Regions from separate parts of the Homo sapiens genome. Here region 1 is linked to region 2. Evidence: chromatin loops called from intact Hi-C (ENCODE). Cell type or tissue: MCF 10A. All regions are shown on one strand. Links, peaks and the distances in the headings refer to the core of each region. The heading gives the core; the rest is flanking DNA. Region 1 has its middle 16 kb from the start of CEP162. Region 2 holds the start of LOC105377881 (a long non-coding RNA gene).

What was found. A loop is a pair of places that touch in the nucleus more often than their neighbours do. Peaks named below come from ENCODE experiments on the same cell type or tissue, not always from the same donor. Only the 100,000 strongest peaks of a DNase experiment are listed, where the experiment ranks them.
Region 1: a loop joins it to region 2, with 24 times the contacts of the local background. A loop is called at or near these places in 4 of 110 quality-filtered maps.

The regions. Positions count from the first base shown.
Region 1 is chr6:84,237,950-84,248,873 of GRCh38, forward strand. No RefSeq gene overlaps it. Among named protein-coding and RNA genes, the nearest start is that of CEP162, 16 kb to the left of the region's middle. RefSeq lists enhancers at 5,755-6,749, 6,750-7,742. In MCF 10A, for the core only: a CTCF peak has its summit at 5,508; no DNase peak of the experiment used is centred there.
Region 2 is chr6:84,961,322-84,972,245 of GRCh38, forward strand. LOC105377881 (a long non-coding RNA gene) reads right to left here and starts at 6,483. Exons shown (of 3, transcript XR_942746.2): 1 at 6,444-6,483; 2 at 3,978-4,182; 3 at 414-492. In MCF 10A, for the core only: a CTCF peak has its summit at 6,246 (motif pointing left); a DNase peak (open chromatin) is centred at 6,270.

The DNA of each region.
Region 1 (10,924 bases), core at 1,286-9,285, 720 kb before region 2:
ACCTCTTCAAGGAGAACTACAAACCATGCTCAAGGAAATAAGAGAGGACACAAACAAATGGAAAAACATTCCATGCTCATGGATAGGAAGAATCAATATCATGAAAATGGCCATACTGCCCAAAGTAACTTATAGATTCAATGCTATCTCCATCAAACTACCATTGACTTTCTTCACAGAACCAGAAAAAAACTACTTTCAATTCCATATGAAACCAAAAAAGAGCCCGCATAGCCAAGACAATACTAAGCAAAAAGAACAAAGGTGGAGGCATCACGCTACCTGACTTCAAACTATACTACAAGGCTACAGTAACCAAAACAGCACGGTACTGGTAGCAAAACAGATATATAGACCAATGGAACAGAACAGAGGCCTCAGAAATAATGCTACACATCTACAACCATCTGATCTTTGACAAACCTGACAAAATCAAGCGATGGGGAAAGGATTCCTTATTTAATAAATGGTGCTGGGAAAACTGGCTAGCCATATGCAGAAAACTGAAACTGGATCCTTCCTTACACCTTATACAAAAATTAACTCAAGATGGCTTAAAGACTCAAAGGTAACACCTAAAACCATGAAAACCCTAGAAGAAAACCTAGGCAATACCATTTAGGACATAGGCATGGGCAAAGACTTCATGACTAAAACACCAAAAGCAATGGCAACAAAAGCCAAAATTGACAAATGGGATCTAATTAAAGAACTTCTGCACAGCAAAAGAAACTATCATCAGAGTGAACAGGCAACCTACAGAATGGGAGAAAATTTTCACAACCTACTCATCTGACAAAGGGCTAATATCCAGAATCTACAAAGAACTTAAATTTACAAGAAAAAACAACCCCATCAAAAAGCGGACAAAAGATATGAACAGACACTTCTCAAAAGAAGACATTTATGCGGCCAACAAATATATGAAAAAAGCTCATCATCACTGGTCATTAGAGAAATATAAATCAAAACCACAATGAGATACCATCTCACACCAGTTAGAATGGTGATCAGTAAAAAGTCAGGAAACAACAGATGCTGGAGAGGATGTTCAGAAATAGGAATGCTTTTACACTGTTGGTGGGAGTGTAAATTAGTTCAACCATTGTGGAAGACAGTGTGGTGATTCCTAAAGGATCTAGAACCAGAAATATCATTGACCTGGCATTCCCATTACTGGGTATATACCCAAAGGATTATAAATCATTCTACTATAAAGACACATGCACACATATGTTTATTGAGGCACTATTCACAATAGCAAAGACTTGGAACCAACCCAAATGCCCATCAGTGATAGACTGGATAAAGAAAATGTGGCACATATACACCATGGAATACTAGGCAGCCATAAAAAAGGAAGAGTTCATGTCCTTTGCAGGGACATGGATGAAGCTGGAAACCATCATTCTCAGCAAACTAGCACAGGAACAGAAAACCAAACACCACATGTTCTCACTCATAAGTGGGAGTTGAATAATGAGAACACATGGGCACAGGGAAGGGAACATCCCACACTGGCTCCTTTTGGGGGTTAGGCGCTAGGGGAGGGATAGCATTAGGAGAAATACCTAATGTAAATGACAGGTTCATGGGTGCAGCAAACCACCATGGCACGTGTATACCTATGTAACAAATGTGCACATTCTGCACATGTATCCCAGAACTTACAGTATAATTTTAAAAATGTGGAAAAAAAGGAAGGAAATTCATACAACATGAATGAACCTTGAAAATATTATGCTACATTAAATAAATCAGTCATAAAAAGATAAATATTATATGATTCCACTTATATAGGGTACGTAGAGTCATCAAATTAATAGAGACAAAAAGTAGAATGGTGGTGGCCAGGGACTTGGGGGAGGGAGGAATGCAGAATTATTGGTAAATGGGTATGAAGTTTCAGTCTGGGAAGATGAAAAGGTTCTGGAAATGGATGGTGGTAAAAGATGTAATATGAAAAGTACTTAGTGGCACTAAACTGTATACTTAAAACTGGATAAGATGGCAATTTTATGTATTTTTATCACAATTTAGAAATATATATTTAAAGCATTTAAGGGTATAATAGAAGAAAACTTTCCTGAAATAAAGAAATATAAAGCCAAAAGAAAAAAAAAGAAAAAATCAAATGGCAAAGTGATTATGTGACTAGAGCCATATCGAACTGAGAATTATCAACTTTATCAAGTCTAACATCAAATAGGCACAGCAGAAAATCCACTCTGTTGTGGAAATGGTACAAGGCCTGAGCAGGTACAGAACATAGAAGTAATGTACTTTACCTGAATGGATGAACAAGACTCCCATAACTACCCCTTTCACACTATGCTGCTTCCTGATTCACACAGGAATTCCTCTTCCTGTTACCTCATGGGTATATCCTATGACCAACGAATGAAGGAGAAAATACCCTGGCCTGGTTCATACATGAATAAGGGTGATTTATTGATGCCAACCACAAATAGACTGTTGTCAGTCTACTGCTACACTCACAGGTATCCCTAAAGAAATGTAATACAGAGAAATTCTACCAGTGCAAAGAGCTCTAAGCAGAGCACATTTTCAGTTACTTACATGGAGATAGACATGGCCTGAGGTATTATCTATAGCATATACATAGACTACTGGGTAGTGACAAATGGCTTTGCTTCTTGTTCAGGGGCCTTGATAAAAACAAGATCAAAAGATCAAAGACAAGTGTATCTGGGGAAAGAGGCATATGGATGGATTTATGGAAGTAGGTACATAGCATGCACATTTGATATAGTTTGGCTGTGTCCCCACCCAAATCTCATTTTGAACTGCCATGTTGTGGGGGGCACCTGGTGGGAGGTGTTGAATCATGGGGCAGGTCTTTCCCGTGCTAGTTTCGTGATGGTGGATGAGTTTTGTGAGATCTGATGGTTATAAAAAGAGGAGTTTCCTTACACAAGCTCTCTTCTATTGCCTGCCACCATGTGAGATGCGCCTTTCACTTTCCATCATGATTGTGAGGCCTCCCCAGCCACATGGAACTGTAAGTCCATTAAACCTTTTTCTTTTGAAAATTTCCCAGTCTTGGGTATGTCTTTATCAGCAGCGTGAAAATGGACTAGTACAGCATTGCTATGCCTCATGTTAATGCTCACTAATGAGCACTCTAAATAAGAGGTACTTGACAACAAATAACACAGGTTAGGTTTCTCTGTGGGTGTGAGCTGTACTCTGTTTCGCTTTTACATATCTCACTGCTTGGATACTTGGTTTGTGAACAAATTTGCCACCACAGCTGGAAAAGAGGCTATTAATGGGCACAGCTCCCTAATGATGATCTAACTACTGCCCCCTGCTGAATGCCCAACTTGTCAGTAGTAGAGGCTGGTGGTGAAACCTCAATATGAAATTGTCAGAGTCCAGCCAGTCATTTCATATCAGATTAATTTTATTAGATCCTTTCCACCATGGAGATGGCAAAAATTCATCCTTGCTGGAATTAAAACCTACTATAGTAATGGATTTGCACTCCCTGCCAGTAAAGCCTCCACCATCACCACCAACTAAGGGCTTGCAGAAAGTGTTACCTATTGACATGGCATGTCTCACAACATTGTTTCTGCCCAAGTAGCTCATTTTATGGCAAAGGTGGTTCAGCAATGGGTGCATGATGATAGAATCCACTGGGATTACTAAATACCTCATCACCTGGAAGCTGATGATCTATGGTAAAATAGCCTGTGGAAGACTCATCTGAAGTTCCAGGTTGGGACAGGATGAGATACATGTATGTATTATATCAGTGGCTGATATATGGTGCTGTGTCCTTTAAGCTAGAATACATGGATTCAAGAACCAAGGGTTGGAAGTACAATTTGTCTCTTTCACCATTACTCCCAGGTGACTTATTTGTAAGGTTTGAAATCTTAGGCTTTGCTGGATTAGAGGTCCTGGTTCCCAGGAGGCAGAGCACTTCTGCCAGGTAAGAGTGCCACAGAAATGGACTATCTCTTGCTGACTATCTCTTTGGGCTCTTCATTCCAGTGATTGGACTCCTCATTCCTGGATCAGCAGGCGAAAGAAAATTAATATAGTTGAAAGTCTAGTCTATCCTTACATATGTAAAGAGCCATTGTAACTGGAGGCAGAGAGGACTATCCAGTGACTTGACTGATGCATCTGCTGGTGTTTTCATGCCAGGTAATAATGGTGAGTGGGTGGTTATGGCATCTATGATGTGATAAAGGAAAAGCAAGCCTTGAGAAAAAGGTCTGGGTTACTCTGCCAGGCAAGAAACCTTAAATCAGATGAGATGATGGCCAAGGGCAAGAGAAATCTAGCATTGGTAATGGAAGACAGAGATGATGCCTTTCAATAAAGTCTGGGGACCAGCTGTAGCAGGGGTTGTAGCTAGTTCCAGAAACCCTCCTGCAGAGATTGTGGCTGGCCAGCTCCTTAAAGGGGACTCTGAGATAGATTGAACTTAAGGAAGTGAAAAGATAGATTTGAGTAGTGCAAAGGATCTACTGCATCAGATAACACTGTGAGCATCACTTCAAATCTTCTTGGTGCCATATCTTACTGCAGTCCTTGTTTCAACAACCAATTCTTGTAGACTTTGACCAGCTTCCTGCAGGTGCAGCTGAAGACTGCCTCACTTTTAGCCAAGGTCTGAGCTTCTCCCTTCCTTGGAACTTTTCTGACATTGAAGTGTGAAATGTTCATTGAAATGCCACACATACACAAGTTGCAAGTGGTTATGTGGTAGTCAAAGTCCCAGGAGCCACCTTCACTCATGGAGAGTGGAAGCCCATGGAGAAATGATACTCTTTTCTTCATGCATTTAATTAGGGCTTCTCAAAAGATCTTTGAATCCAGCACAGGTTAGCCATAGCTGCAGTCATTTGACAATGAATTCTTGTTTCAGCTTTCTCATTTTCCCTGTTTTTATTCCCCCAATCATAGAGCTGCTCTCCGGGTCCATGTTCCCAGATAAATTCCTTGTGAGCAAGCCTTTTTGGAAGAAACTCAGGCCTAGAGAACAATCTTATTAACTAAGTTGAAACAATAAAATAATATAAAGAATTGAGGTTTTAATATGCAAGTCTGCTTTCTTACTCATAACTACCGAGACTTAGGAAGAGTAATGATTTTGTAAATTAAAATATTTGTTTCAACTTATCTAAACTCTATTATTTATTCAATTTACATTTGAGAGCAGGTAGTCATAGTAAGCTGCTATATCACTAAAATGTTCATTCTACTATGTAAATTGCACACATTATCAGAGACTTACAAGCTGTGAATAAGAGGGCTTTTAAAAAAACACTTTGGAGTAGTATGAAATTGTCCAACATTACTTCCATATTGTTGAATAATTGATGCTATTATGTTCTCAAGGTAAATAAATATGAAAAGGAGAAAGTTCTTCAATAATAAGGTAAATGGAATTTGTGGCATTATTTCTGATAGTATTTGTAATGTCAGTTTACATTTTCACCATCAGAGGTCATGAAAGGACAGTTTAGAGCAGAAAATGTGAGCTTTGTTGAAAATAAATTTAAGTTTGAAATTTAAACTGAAACTTATTCTTACAAGGCCTTTTTAAAAAAGAAGTCACAATCTACTTAATGCCATTTATAAATTAAGAAAAATAATTTTTAAGAATAAAATTATCTGGTGGATTCCAAGGACATCCGGCTAATTATTGACTTTAGTGCTCTCAATTTATATTTTAAGAGCAATTTTAAAGTGCAAAGTATTGTTGACTACTTGTCTTTCAAATATAAATATAACATTTAATTTCAGTTGGGTTTGTGGGGTCTATAATTGATAAAAGTATTCTATTTTTTTTTTAATTTATTTTTTTTTTATTGATCATTCTGGGTGTTTCTCGCAGAGGGGGATTTGGCAGGGTCATAGGACAATAGTGGAGGGAAGGTCAGCAGATAAACAAGTGAACAAAGGTCTCTGGTTTTCCTAGGCAGAGTGTGTGTGTCCCTGGGTACTTGAGATTAGGGAATGGTGATGACTCTTAACGAGCATGCTGCCTTCAAGCATCTGTTTAACAAAGCACATCTTGCACCGCCCTTAATCCATTTAACCCTGAGTGGACACAGCACATGTTTCAGAGAGCACAGGGTTGGGGGTAAGGTCATAGATCAACAGGATCCCAAGGCAGAAGAATTTTTCTTAGTACAGAACAAAATGAAAAGTCTCCCATGTCTACTTCTTTCTACACAGACACAGCAACCATCCGATTTCTCAATCTTTTCCCCACCTTTCCCCCTTTTCTATTCCACAAAACCGCCAATGTCATCATGGCCCCTTCTCAATGAGCTGTTGGGTACACCTCCCAGACGGGGTGGTGGCCGGGCAGAGGGGCTCCTCAGTTCCCAGTAGGGGCGGCCGGGCAGAGGCGCCCCTCACCTCCCGGACGGGGCGGCTGGCCGGCGGGGGGCTGACCCTCCCACCTCCCTCCTGGACGGGGTGGCTGGCCGGGCGGGGGGCTGACCCCCCCACCTCCCTCCCGGACGGGGCGGCTGGCCGGGCGGGGGGCTGACTCCCCCACCTCCCTCCCGGATGGGGCGGCTGGCCGGGCAGAGGGGCTCCTCACTTCCCAGTAAGGGTGGCCGGGCAGAGGCGCCACTCACCTCCCGGACGGGGCGGCTGGCCGGGCAGGGGGCTGACCCCCCACCTCCCTCCCGGATGGGGCGTCTCGCCTGGCGGGGGGCTGACCCCCCCACCTCCCTCCCAGACGGGGCGGCTGGCCGGCCGGGGGCTGACTCCCCCCCCTCCCTCCCGGACGGGGCAGCTGGCGGGGCAGAGGGGCTCCTCACTTCCCAGTAGGGGCGGCCGGGCAGAGGCGCCCCTCACCTCCCTGACGGGGTGGCTGGCCGGGTGGGGGGCTGACCCCCCACCTCCCTTCCGGACGGGGTGGCTGCCGGGCGGAGACGCTCCTCAGTTCCCAGACGGGGTGGCAGCTGGGCGGAGGGGCTCCTCACTTCTCAGATGGGGCGGTTGCCAGGCGGAGGGTCTCCTCACTTCTCAGACGGGGCAGCCGGGCAGAGACGCTCCTCACCTCCCAGACGGGGCGGCGGGGCAGAGGCGCTCCCCACATCTCAGACGATGGGCGGCTGGGCAGAGACGCTCCTCACTTCCTAGGTGGGATGGCGGCCGGGCAGAGACGCTCCTCACTTTCCAGACTGGGCAGCCAGGCAGAGGGGCTCCTCACATCCCAGACGATGGGCGGCCAGACAGAGACGCACCTCACTTCCCAGACGGGGTAGCGGCCGGGCAGAGGCTGCAATCTCGGCACTTTGGGGGGCCAAGGCAGGCGGCTGGGAGGTGGAGGTTGTAGCCGAGATCACGCCACTGCACTCCAGCCTGGGCACCATTGAGCACTGAGTTAACGAGACTCCGTCTGCAATCCCGGCACCTCGGGAGGCCGAGGCTGGCGGATCACTCGCGGTTAGGAGCTGGAGACCAGCCCGGCCAACACAGCGAAACCCCGTCTCCACCAAAAAAATACGAAAACCCGTCAGGCGTGGCGGCGCGCGCCTGCAATCGCAGGCACTCGGCAGGCTGAGGCAGGAGAATCAGGCAGGGAGGTTGCAGTGAGCCGAGATGGCAGCAGGACAGTTCAGAGGGAGACCGTGGAAAGAGGGACAGGGACAGGGACAGGGAGAGGGAGAGGGCAAGTATTCTATTTTTTAAAAAAGGAAAGAAACTAAGTTAAATGAAAACGTAGAAGTGCCTTGCAATATATTTGTTAGTGACATAGCGTGGACTTCATAAATTTACATCTGAGAGCCTGATGATGCAAAATGTATCTGTTATCTTATCAATAATAATAAACTACATTTAAAATATCTACTATTAATATGTATTTTGGCTAAGTCATAGGTAGCATGTATTGATTTAAAACTTCTTTTGCTCTAGATAAATTATTAGACCTGCAAAAAACCAGTAAGTTAAAATAATTTACATTTGGGTTTTAGAAACACAAAGTCATCAGTTGCCATTGCTCCTTTCTGTATATATTTAAAACCTCCTTATAAAATGATGTTTTGCATTAGCAAAAGTTGATGTTTTGCATTAACATAGTCTATGTTTTGAAAAATACTGTAGCACATGAAATGAGTGAGTCAGAAAAAGACTAATATTAACTGATTGCACTTATATGAGGTACCAAGAGTAGTCAAATTTATAGAGACAGAAAGTAAAATAGTGTTTGCCAGGGGCTGGGGATAGGAGAGAATGGGGAGTTATTATTTAATGAGTGTAGAGTTTCAGTTTTGCAAGATTTCTGGAGATTTGTTGCACAGCAATGTGAATGTACTTAACATTAGTAACTGTATACTTAAATGATTAAGATGGTAAATTTTATGTTATTCTATATGTATTTTGCCATAATTAAAAGAAACAGGGATAAAAAATACTGTGACCCATGAGTTGACATTAAACAATCAAAATCCTCTCCACTAAAGTTGGAGTGCAACGTTACCAGCATTTGTGGTCTGCCTCTGCTGCCTCTTGACGACACTGGGTCTGGCCAGCCAAAGGAGCCACCAGTGGGCAAAAGGAACCCCTGCAGGGCTGAGGCCTGGTTTAGAGAAATTATATTTGATTTATACAACGAGTTTATACTGAAATGTGGCACCATCCATCCCAAATTCCTCATTCATTCAATAGGTACAACAATAGCTTTTACATTATACCATAGCATTGTGAGAGCTAAATATTGAATGGTGCCTTGTACATAATAATGCTTAATACACGTTAGCTGTTCTTATATTGTTCTTTGTGAAGCACATCCTATGGCATACGTAGCAAACAATGATTTGATACCTATTATTATTATGGCCATTATTATGTGTACTTTTCTTCCAGCATAGAGTATAGAAAGATGTTTTTCATTTGTCTCGTAGTGCCCCGGGAAAGGGTTATCAAAACTATCAGAAAGTCTTAAAAATAATAAAAACATAACTCCATGACTAAGTAGAGGAATCTATTTTTATGGACTATTTGTTTAAACAGCCAAACCCTAGTCTTCACAAAAGTCCATGCAATTGTCCCTCCCCTCAGTTCTGTCTTCTTTTTTGAGTCAGTTCTATCTTTCTTGGTTTACTCTCTAATCTTCCTGTGGCTCTCACGTTTAAGAAGCCTCCATGAGGCTACTAGGTGCAGCCTGCTGCTATCTGATAGCATTCCCTTTACCTGCAGGGACCATGGTAAAGAGGCGGGGTTGGCAAGAAGTTGGATGAGCACCTATCAGGATCTGGAGTTTGAGAAATTTTCACCAGAGACTTTGTTATTTTAATTAATGCTCCTTTATGGATTCTAGTAACTATTCTAAATTAATTGTTTAGGTATTAAAAATAGTTTTGTACTTTTGTTGTTCAGTCTTGCTTGATTCATTAGTGTATTTGGGGTTCATCAATTTTAACATAAAACATAGCATTTAGACATGAAAATAGATTCACTACCTATGCAAAACTTGCTACTTGTGCAAAAAAAAGTGTTCTGTGTGTTGAAAATGATTTCACTCAATTTTTTGTTTTTAGTTATGTATCAATCTTAACAGGAAAAATATAAATTAATATTTGATATGAAATGGGAGAAAATTTTAATTTTTTCATAAAGTCTTTCTTTGAAGAACTCCTTTATCCAGAAAGTCAAAACACACATACATTTTCTAGTCACCATATAAATCTCACTGATGAAAAACAAAGTTTCTTTGAAAGAAAAAGAAAATATAAAGAGACTGTTTCTACAATTCTACCAAACCTTTCACCAATGCTTCCAACAAGTTCCAAAATGAATTTCAGCCCCATCCCCTCCCTTGTTTGCCCTCTGCAGGAGGTTTTAATGAGCAAGGGACTGCTTCTAAGGGTGAAAGCCAAAGGAAAGAAAATCCTGAATAATCCACCACCTGCATTATTCCACATGTAATAATAAGAATATTGAGAGTAGCATTAGTTCTGTAACACTACTGCCTTATTAAAGAAACCTATTCAACTTTACAAAAACTTCAGAAGGAGCAAAAGAACCATCCAATTCAGGTTTATTTTATGCTCACACCCAAGTCTTCAGTGACCTAATATTTTAAGTTGGAAACAACAGTTTTTCTTAGTTTTTCTTTTAAAATTTTATATATTTATTTATTTAATGTATGCTCTTTCTCTTTTTCTTACCCAATCATAAAGTCTTTCAGGTTGGGTGTAGTGTTATTAATTTTTGTATTATACCAATGTGTGGTTGTCAAAACTATTGGCTCTATTGCCTATTGGTCCAATTTATTATCTAATGATTTAAGTCAAAACTTAAGACATCTTGAATGTTTAACACATCTTGAATGAATGTCATGTGTATGGGGTGATGCTTCTCTCCCTCTCAATCCCCACTGCCACCTTCTAACCTACCTGAATGTATTAGGTTAGAGAAATTGTTCTTTGGTCCGAGCAGGAGCAAGCACATTATTTCCAGGCAGGAGTCCAATTCCAATAGATATAAGGTGATCTTCTATTGCTCTATCTAATTTCAATGATAGCAATGATGACAAATGTCTAAGGTAGTACAGTGAGAGATGTGGGAAGCTGTGGCATCTCCTCCACCAGCTCAACAGTTACTCAGAGTTCACCTGTATGTTTTCTTGCCTCCCAGGGTCTAGTAAATTGATGAATAAGTTAATTCTTTTAATTTGGATAAATATTGCCTTAATGGGAACATTCTTTCATTTTGGCTCTCCATTCTGAAGGGCTTGGAATGAATAAAATATCTTGACTAATTGCCTACTGCTGCAGAATAGGGTTCCTCAGAGAGAGAATGAGCATTGGTGATGACCTTTGGGTTAGGGACCTGTCCTTCTGTCTTTGGGAAGCTGGAGGAAGCCTTGCTATTTTTACCACATTTTTCTCATAAGTTAATATAACCTTAAAAATGA
Region 2 (10,924 bases), core at 1,901-9,900:
CACCACCACACCTGGCTAATTTTTGTAATTTTTTTTTTTTTTTTTTTTTGAGATGGAGTCTCGCTCTGTCGCCAGGCTGGAATGCAGTGGCACTATCTCAGTTCACTGCAGTCTCCGCCTCCTGGGTTCATGCAATTCCCCGGCCCCAGCCTCCCGAGTAGCAAGGACTGCAGGCGTACAACACCATGCCCAACTAACTTTTTGTATTTTAGTAGAGATGGGGTTTCACCATGTTGGCCAGGATGGTCTTGATCTCCTGACCTCGTGATCTGCCTGCCTCGGCCTCCAAAACTGCTGGGATTACAGGTGTGAGCCACTGCACCCAGCCAATTTTTTGTAATTTTTAGTAGAGATGGGGTTTTGCTATGTTGGTTAGGCTGGTCTCAAACTTCTGACCTCAAATGATCCATCTGCCTTGGCCTCCCAAAGTGCTGCGATTATAGGCCTGAGACACCATGCTGGGCGGAAGGGTTTCTTTAAATGATGGTTACACTGTGAAATTGAAAATCATATTAATGAACTCAAGTCTGTTGCGTCAAAATCCATTGGTCTATTTGCACTTTGAATAAATATTTTTTACCCATGCCTGGTTTTATAACATCATGCATTGGTCATTAAGAAAATACTGGTTCATTAAAGTATGCGGATCTTCCAAATGTTGATACATTTCTTTACACAATATTTTTCAAAATCACATTTGCTAATATCATCACTGATTTCTTCAGAAAAGTTTTTAAGTATTAGGAGATTTCTAGATCACAATGTCGGATATGAGTTTTCCAAAATCTTAACTTTCATTGAAAGCTAAAACTTTATCTTTAGCAGCAAATATGGTTAAGATGTCCTTCAAACAAGAAGGCCATTTCATTTATTTTCAAGAAAATGTCTGCCAAGCACACAAGTCCAAATAACCATATTTTTCTGTCACTCAATATTTCAAGTAAAAAGAAAATAGTGTCCCAGAAAAAAGGTTGTGAGTTCAGCTTACAACTCAATCACCAAGTGCTTCTCCTCAAGGCAACCATCATACTTGAAGATACAGCAGAAATACTTTATGTGTATACTTCTTATCACACAGAATATTAAAAAGATGTATGATCAACGGATGAGATTTAGTAAATTAACACACTAATTGCTTCACAAGAACATTCTTAGGTAAAGCTAGAATTTTGTCTTATTATGACTGTGTGGTGGTGGAGAATACAGTGATTAAGCATGAATTTTGCCCTCAGCTATTCCCACAAATCACTAGAGTGAGCCCAAAATGAAAAGCCTGTGCTCCAGAAAGTGACATGAACAGACTATTAGGGTGATGGATGTGTTCATTATCTTGACTGTAGGGATGGTTTTAGGGATATATATGTATATCAAAACTTATTGAATTGTGCACTATAAATCCATTTAGCTTACTGTGTGCCAATTTTACCTCAATAAAGCTGTTTAAAGAATGAGTGAAGTTAATTAGAATAGTAGCCATTTAATCTACAAGGAAAGTCATACTTCACCGAGTGGTATGTGCTGGATATAAAATGCTTTAGGAATAAATGCTCGGTGCCATGAAGTGAAACCAGCACTCAGGCAAAAGATTAATTCTTTCAGCAAGGCAACTTACTTCTGCAGAAGGGTGCTACCTGTGTCAATCAAGATTGCAAGAGCACACCAAACAAAGAAGACCAGGGGGTTTTTATCCTTAACGCAGTCCCTACTTCTGTGCCACTCCCCCATGGGCTGGGGTCAGACTGAACAATCTGAGCTGACACGATTGGCTACTTATACATATTTTTCTAAATATAGAAGGGGAGGGGGACGTGAAGTACAAAGGTGGAGCGTGTGAGATGTGCAGTTTCAGGGGAACAATGGGTACAGGTAACCAAGGGAACAGATGTGAGTTATTGATTAGTGCTGAAGGGAAAGGGGTAGGCTGTTTTTTAGTAACTAGGGGCAGGAAGGAACAGGAAAGCTGAGTTTGAGAACAAAAGACAAGGAAGTTAGCAGGCTAAATCTTTGAAGAAAAACTCAGAGAAATTCATTGTATCTTACAATTCCTCCCTTTTAAATTTTCTTATGATTCTTTCTCTTCAAACTTTTTTTTAACATGTCTTGGCTTTGCTGTTCGATTTGATCTTCTCAAAAGAAATGCTTACTTGAATAAGGTGTAGCAGAACTAAGGGAGGCTCTAGTAAGTGCTGTTTGTACAATCCTTTGTATTAGCACACGGATGCATGGTATGACACAACACCTAACAAGAATGAGTACACCTATTACGATTGCAAGAGAAATAAGAATTGAGGCTATGATTCCTTTTCATTTACCAAACCACTTTCCTAGCCATCCTGGAATAGGGTCATTGATTCCAGAATTTTTAGCTAATTAATTGGATAAAGCGATAAGTCCTTGTAAAGCCTTTGTTATGCTCCCTTCGCACACAGTGTTGTTTGGGATGAAGGTACAACATTGGGTTTTAATCACCACACAAACTCCACCTTTTTCGGCTAACGACATGTCCAGAACTATTCTGTTTTCCCAAGCCATTTGGCTAGGAGGCCCTAATTGGTCAGCTACTACTTTGATAGCATCCCTAGCATAATTAATAAACCACTGCTGATTATAATAGATGTAATTTATCCAAGCTACATTTTTAGTAATAGTTACCCATGGAAATACGGATTCAAATCCTGCAGCTATTTGGTCACGGGCTTTGAACATGTCAGGCACTCCTTGTGAGACTCCAATGGCATCTATGTACATTTGAGAGTCAAAAGACCCATAAAGGGCTTCTCTTATTTTTCAGTGTTGTGGTTTTTCTTTTTCTGGTTGATGAACTGCCAGGGTGAAAGGGACAGCCAACTGGACAAGAGCACAAGTGCCACTCCGGTTACTTGGCAGAGTGTCTAATAAGGGTCCACTGTAATACCTCCATCCATCCGTTCGAGGATGACTAAGGGCAGACTGATGGGTAAGCTCTTGGAAGGGCTTAAGCTCACTGCATCCCGTTAAGCTTCCAAGGAACACCAAATTCTCCCCCTGTCCTGAGAGACATGAGGTGAAATTGACGTTGGGAGATAGAAGCTGAGTGGTGCTCAGAGGCTGACCCGCAGGGTGTTGGACTTTGGGATACAGCAGAGAGACAGCTTGGCATGATTTGTTGCCTCAGGCTGTGGAATCCTGGAAAAGAGCTACCATACAGCCCATGCCTGTTTATTGAAGGACCATCCTAGTGGAAAGGGGACAATCTGGGCCTCTGGTCTGCCATGTGCACAAGCATAACAATTTCTTTTGTTTAACGTGCGGACTGAATATTGAATCCATTCCAACCGGGCATTAACATCTTGATATCCTGTTTCAATTGCTAGGGTTTGTCTTCAATCTTTTACTTCTACAATATTTATGTTGGCATTGTTGTTAGGTAGGGTAGAAGGTTCTGATGGAGAAGGAGAAGGGGGATCAATAAAGCGTATTTTAAAGAAGACTGTAGGGTCATATCCATTGGCCTCTGCTCCTGAGCCGTAAAAGCATTCTAAAGGGGGTGCAGGGTTGGTGGAGGTTAAGGGTGTTAATAGAGATAGTTACCGGGTTACAATAGTCAAGTTGACAATTAGAGGAGTTGGTTCTTTTGGTGAGGCAGAGGTAAGATTTTAGGTCAGTACAGCCTTCTGGGGAGGTCCCAACGTGTTCTCTGGTAGTTAGGATGACATCTGCCCATTGAGAACATATCTCTCAACTTGGGGTGCCCTGGTACCCCCACCATGAGCAAGGTGTGGGGTCAGCAGCTTCTCTGAAGGGGCAGAGGTATTTTTCTAAGGTAGTGACATACCTTTGCCAGTATTCATCCTTCTCACAAGGTATAACAAGGCAAGCATCAAAGTTAATGATTTGGGGTGAGTCTAAATTAGTTACATTGATAACAAGGTCAGCAATAGAATGAGGAAAGAAGAAAGGGTAATAGAATAGATAAAAGAGGTTAGACTTTTCTTAACCTTAGTTTGAGGGGGATTTTCCCTTGGATAATGGTCCACAACTTGAGGAATGGTGTTGCTTTCTTGACTCGGGTGTGATGGCTCCATCTTTTCTTGCTGCCTGGACTGCGGTTTCAGTGGTGGGAAGTACTAGGCCGGCTCCTCAGGCTGGTGTTGATGTACTGGGAACTCTAGGGGCAGCGCCTGTACTGGAAAATTTTGAGTTCTGAGGGAAGAGAAAGTGGAAGATAAACCAAGTATGTAGGAATGTTGGCAGTGGATTGTTTTGAGAGGTAGTTTGGAATAGGAAGATAGAAGACATTTGATCTCTGGCAACCAAGTCTCTAGACTTATTTGGCTGAGGGTATAAATTCCTATACACTCATAAACTTTGAGTGTGCTATACATGGCTTGGGGTCTTTAATGGGTCCTCTAATGTAGGTGGGATAGGACTTCCTTCATAAGAGGTTTGAATAACATTTCTCTGAGTTCTCTTTAGCGCCTACAGGAGAAATGGCAGCCAGTCCGGCTTTTCTGATTTGCTAGGTTATTTTCTTGACTCTTGAAAGACAGGCTTTTTGGTACCTGGAGACACAGACAATAGCTATTTTCTTTTCTGGTAACTGAAGGTTATTTAAGACTTACGTGATTAACTCCTCATAAACAAGGCTTTGACTTTTACTATTAATTCAGTCTGAAATTTTCTAAATATATGAATTACCACAGAGGCGTATTTAGAATTAGTATAGATGGTTCTTTCTGGGTCCTGCAGGTACTTTAAAGTTTGACTAAGTGCAGACAGCTTATAAATTTGAATAGACTAATTATTAAACACTTTGATTTTATTTCTCTAGGAACTTTTTTTTATTAATTACTGAACACTTATTGTGTTCTTTTTCCCTTAATCACTTTTGAAGGGGGTTTTTCTTAAGTTTGGCCAGATGTTTGTATGGTACTCACTTAAATCTAAACATGTGTGCTTTCTTTTTAGATTTGGATCTCTTGTTAAGAAATGTGATAGGTTAAGTTCTTAGTAGTTAATGTTAAACCATCCTTTTTAACAGAATAGCTTCATACTTATACATTTGTAATTTTTTTCTGGTGGCACATTTTAATATAAGTGACTTTAAAGAATCAAAGTTCTTTTCTGGTGGATACTTCCACCTTTAACACTGGACTGACCACAATAAATGCTAGTAGATATACCAGCTGAAAGATAGTTCTACTTCTTGCTCAGGAAACTTAGCTGCAGAGATGCCTAGCTGCTTGGAGCCTCAGCTGAAGCCCCGTATTACTTGGCGCTGGCAAAAGTAAGGCAGATGACCTATAATGTAGTCTGCTCGGGGCACAGGCTGTGGCCCAGGCTGTGTGTCCTGTAGAGCCACCGTCAATATGGTGCTGGGACCCTGGACCAGCTGGTGGGGCAGGAGCATGGACTTTGGCTGCCGTGGAGGTGCACTATGGGCCGTACAACTCTGACAACATGTTGCGGCGGATCCTTGATGACAAAAGCCACCTGGCAACTTAGGAGCTTGGAGTCCTTTTGAGGAGGGGGACTTAGGCTGGGGAAGAACAGACTTATGGAGTGATACCTGAGGGGAAGGGGGGGGTGTATTAGGTGGGGGATGGTCTAGGGGATCCTGTGTGCTGTTCTTTTTGCTAGGATCCCCTAAGACCCTTCCTTCACTGTCTTTTTCATTCAAGATGATTCTGTCCTTAATGGGGCGCATGTACAACTAATTTTCCTCCAAAGATTAGTTTTTGACTTGCTCCTTTCAATCCTTGGAGGAGGGGAAAGGACAAGGCCTTGCCACCAACATAGGGCATAATCTATTTCCTCTTGGGAGGCAGGTCTTCTACTAGCAACATTTTCTATTAGAAGTTCACAAATCCATTCCTCATTCAACCCAAATTCTGGCCAGAAAACTAAGGGTTCAAGGATTGATCCTTGAGTCCAATTGGAACAGCAGTATTTTATCATTTGTTGCTCTTCTTATGTTTAATATTTTAATTATCTTTCTAATGTTTTAACACGAGACCTAGGGGACTATCAGGAGGTATCTTTGTTGCTAACTTTATCTTTTTTGCTTGTAATATTTCCCATCCAGGGCCCTGCCTAGGCTCAGTTCCTCGTATTAGGAATCTCTTGCCTAGTGGGAGCTTGCTGTGGCTCAACCCCTCATGTTAGGGATCTCTGGCCTATTTGGGGGGTTCCTTGTTGCTTAACCCTTCATATTTGGTGGTCTCTTGCCTATCCTCCACTGGAAGCTTTGCTAAGGCTCAATTCGTCTATCCTTTAGCTCCACCTGCTGGAGTCTTCTTGCATCCTTCTTTTGCTTTGTCTGCTCTGACTGCTTTCCTCGCGGGAATATTGCAGGTCCCTCTTAGCATTGATGGCAGGTCAGAATAAACCCCTGAAGGGACCCCCTGAAGGGCCACCCTAAGCCTTATGAAGTGACCTCGGAACCGCAGATTAGACTCACTCACTCCGTACAGCAGTAGTGCTTGTTATCATTCATGCACTCAGCCTCCGGAATGCCCCAACCCCCACCCCTAACCACCAAGGAAGTGCTTTGTTGCCCCTGTGACGTTTCCTACATTCTGTCTGAGCACAGAGTTTACCTGGTTGCTGTGGTATTGCAACCCTCTCCTCCCCGCATCGCTGAGAGTCCGGGTTCATTTGTCTCAACGGGGGGGTCTCAATCTCTTGTACCTGAGGCCACTGCAACGGGGCAGTGGGACGCCATCTCCTCTGGGTAGGGTGATGGAAGACCCCTTTCAGAAAGAGAATGGGGATCTCGGACGAGCCCCCAGAATTGTTGGATATAAAATGCTTTAGGAATAAATGCTTGATGCCGTGAAGTGAAACCAGCACTCAGCAAGGCAATTTACTTCTGCAGAAGGGTGCTACCTGCATCAATCAAGATCTCACGAGCACACTGAACAAAGACGACCAGGGGCTTTTTTTATTCTTAACATAGTCCCTACCTCTGTGTCACTCCCCCATCAGCTGGGTCGGACCACACAATCTGAGCTGACCCGATTGGCAACTTGTACATATTTTTCTAAATATAGAAGGGGACGGGGATGTGAGGTACAGAGGTGGACCGTGTGAGATGTGCAGTTTCAGGGGAACAATGACTACAGGTAACCAAGGGAACAGATGTGAGTTATTGATTAGAGCTGACAGGAAAGGGGTAGGCTGTTTGACAGTAACTAGGGGCAAGGAGGAACAGGAAAGTTGAGTTTGAGAACAAAAGACAAGGAAGTTAGCAGGCTAAATCCCTGAAGAGAAACTCAGAGAAATTCACTGTGTCTTACATATGTAAACCCATCTTCAGCAGCTTCATGCGTTATGTAGTTTTTAGCAGATATGCCCTCTTAGAATAACTACTCGCTTTGGAAGTAGACACTTGTGCTTTCTCAGCAGATTTTGTCATCTACCTTTCATGGGGTCATGAATATTACTATGGCCCCATCACGGATGGTATATATTGGCAAAAAATATATATTTTGCAAGTTACACTCTTACCACTTTACTTTTTCAACATAAGTTCAAGTCTTACTTTTTAAGTAAACGTGCACTTTCACCTTTTGAGCTCATTGCTGCTATAGGGTTTATTGTAAAATTTTAAAAGTATAACCTAACATTAGAAAAGTAAATAGCTATAGCTCCTACTGTAAAACAGTCATCCACTATAATAAGAGCCCTCTGACTATCTCTATAGGCAGGACTGCTTGGCCTCTGTTTCCTATCTCACATGTTTCTTTTTGACCTTATCAGGTGGTAGCCTCAAGCCCTTGGCTATTTCACAGGACATGAACAAGTGACTGACAGGAGCAACAGCAACGAATATGTCTCACTACCACTGAAGCCAGTTAGCTGGTCCTGGTCACTTGTGTCTTTACACAGTTTATTAGAAGCCCACTCCATGCTGTCTAGAAAGGGAATATTACATATATTCTAGAATCAGCTGGGAAAGGAGGATTGGGTTATCTATTACTGCTCAACTTTCAGATGTAACTACCCGTTTATGTGTGAACTTACACCTATATTTATGCACTACAGATGTCACAACAGAAGATAGAAGTACAAAATGGGGGGTCTTCCTATTCCTGCTCATTTTCATGCAACTATGAATGATGATAGTACATTGTTTAAAAAGTTACTGGCCTGGCATGGTGGCTCACGCCTGTAATCCCAGCACTTTGGGAGGCCCAGGTGGGTAGATCATGAGGTCAGGAGTTTGAGACCAGCCTGGCCAACATAGTGAAACCCCATCTCTACTAAAAGTACAAATAATTAGCCAGGTATTGTGGCGCATGCCTGTAATCCCAGTTACTTGGGAGGCTGAGGTGGGAGAATTGCTTGAACCTGGGAGGCAGAGGTTGCAGTGAGCCAAGATGATGCCACTGCACTCCAGCCCAGGCGACAGTGTGAGACTCTGTCTCAAAAAAAAAAAAAAAAGTTCCCAACAGAGGTAATGCTAAACCAATAGATCAATAGATGTAACAGGAGCTGTCCTGGGCAAGCTGGGATGTGTGGTTTCCATACTTGCAAGTCACTTTGCCAACTCTATCCACTCTGCTTGAACTCTAAATATTGGAGTGCTCTGCTGGGTACTGGGACCCCTTGACTTCTCCCTGGTTGCTCTCACTTTGACTGATACTGAAACTCTCAAATCTGTATCTCTACTCCCTAAAAATTAAGACTTAAATACCCTACAACCTACTTATATCTCTGCTTAGATATCTAGTGAAATCATCTTACACAGCTCTATGTGTCTCTGAGTAATGAAACACTCAAAACTTAGTGGTGTAAAACCATAACGATTTCATTATGTCCAAGGATTCAGTGGGTAAGAAATTTGGACAGGTCAGAGCAAGATTTGTTTATTTCTGTTCTGTGATGTCTGGGGCCTCGGCTGGAAAAACTCAAACAGCCAGGGTGACTTGAATGGCTGGGGACTAGACTTATCTGGAGGTTTCACTCTCATGTTTGGCGTCTGGGCTGGGATGTCTAAAAAGCTGGGCTCAGCTAAAACTGTCAACCAGACCACCTATATGGGGCTTCTTCATGCGGCTTGGGCTTCTTTTTGTGGCAACTGGGCTCTAAGAGAGGCCCAAGAGGGACCATCCTGAGAGCAAGTGTTTCTCTGCAAAGCTTCCTCTGACCTATCCTTGAAAGTTAGGCAGCATCACTGCCACAGCCTTCTACTGGATATAAGCAAGTCTCTAAGGCCAATGCAGATTTATAGGAAAGGGATGCGACTACACCTCTTGATGGGTGAACAGCAAGGTCACATTGCAGAGGAGCATTCTGGCCACTTTGGAATATACAACCTGCCATACACCCCTAATATGGCTAAAACAGAACTCTATTTCTAATTCACTCATTTCCTTGAATAAATAAAACCACATCTGCCCAATTGCTACAAACTCCAAACCTAGGAATTATTCTTGCTTCCTCTCTTTCTTGCACGCCCCACATTTAATGCACCATCACCACATCATCTCAACTCTACTTCCAATGCATCTCTCAAATACGTTCACTTCTCTGCATCCCTGCCACCACCACCCTGTGGCAAGCCACCACCGTTTCTCACCTAAACCACTGCAATAGCCCAGGAACTGATCTCCTTGTTTCTATTCTTGTTCCCTATAATCTATGTGCTACACAATAGAGAGATTAATACATTTAAAATGTAAATTAGATCATACCACTCCCCTGCATAAAACCTTACTCAGAAGTTAGAATAAAACCCAGATAAATGTCTTCCCCTGGCTTTGACAGTCTTACATGATCTGGCCTCAGGTCTTGACTCCAGCTTCATCTGGTCACCATTTGACCTATCATCTACTCAGTCTCACTCGTATTCACTTTCTTTCCATTTCTCAAATACTCTCAAGGGCTTTATCTCCGCTGTTTCATTTTCCTGGAATATTCGCTGCATTTTGCATGCTGGCCTATTGTCATTTAAGTCAGTTTAAATGTCACTTCCTTGTGGCATATCCAATCTCTTAATATAAAAGTAGCCTATCAGATCACTGCCCTATTCCCTAATTTATTTCACTAATTTAAAACACAATAAGATATAGCAATGTGACACGTAACTTTCTCGTCCATGATAATGAATAAAAAGGCTATAGTTGTATTTTTTACTATTCACATTTTCTTAATTATAGTTCTTTCCTTATTATCAGACACTCCTGTATTCCCCCTTAAAATGACAGCTTCCTAGGAACAGATGCCTTCTCTGCAGACCAGTTCCTGGAAAACCTGCTAACACATCATAGGAGTACAATATTTGCTAGATGATTTGTTGCCTGAAAGTGCTGGTTAACTTACCCATTGCACAGTAAGTGACAAATACATTTCTTTTATAATAATAACCTTATTATTTTAGGTTCCTTAATTTGCTAATAAAGGAACTGAAGCCAGAATGGTCATTTGTCCAGTGTTACAAAGATAGTTGGCAACATCTTTATGACTAGATTACCTTAATTGCTAAAAACAAAAGTACTGCTTTCATACTAAGAAATGAATCTTTTAAAGTCATCTTTTGTTGAGCACCCACTTCATAAATGAGCTGAAGCTGTGATATCTAATTGTAATACTTACTGGCAGTGTGGCACTGGGCAAGCCATGTGGGAGTGTAAAGTCTGGGATTTCTCATTAGGAGACTTCTAAGGACCCTTCCAATAATAAGGATTCAATGACACTATATAGAGACATTCATTTCTTGGGACCTCCCTCACAGGGAAAGCTGAACATGTTACGGGAATGAAAACATCCCTCCCTTACTTTTGTCCATCTTATTTTATCATTCCGTCTCTAATTATAGAATACCATACTTGCACTCCATGGGTGAATGTCCAAGATCAGAAACACATCCTGAAGCAGCACTTTCCTTGGAATACGTGTGACTCCATGAAAAAAGGTCAAATATGATTGGGAAATGCCAAGA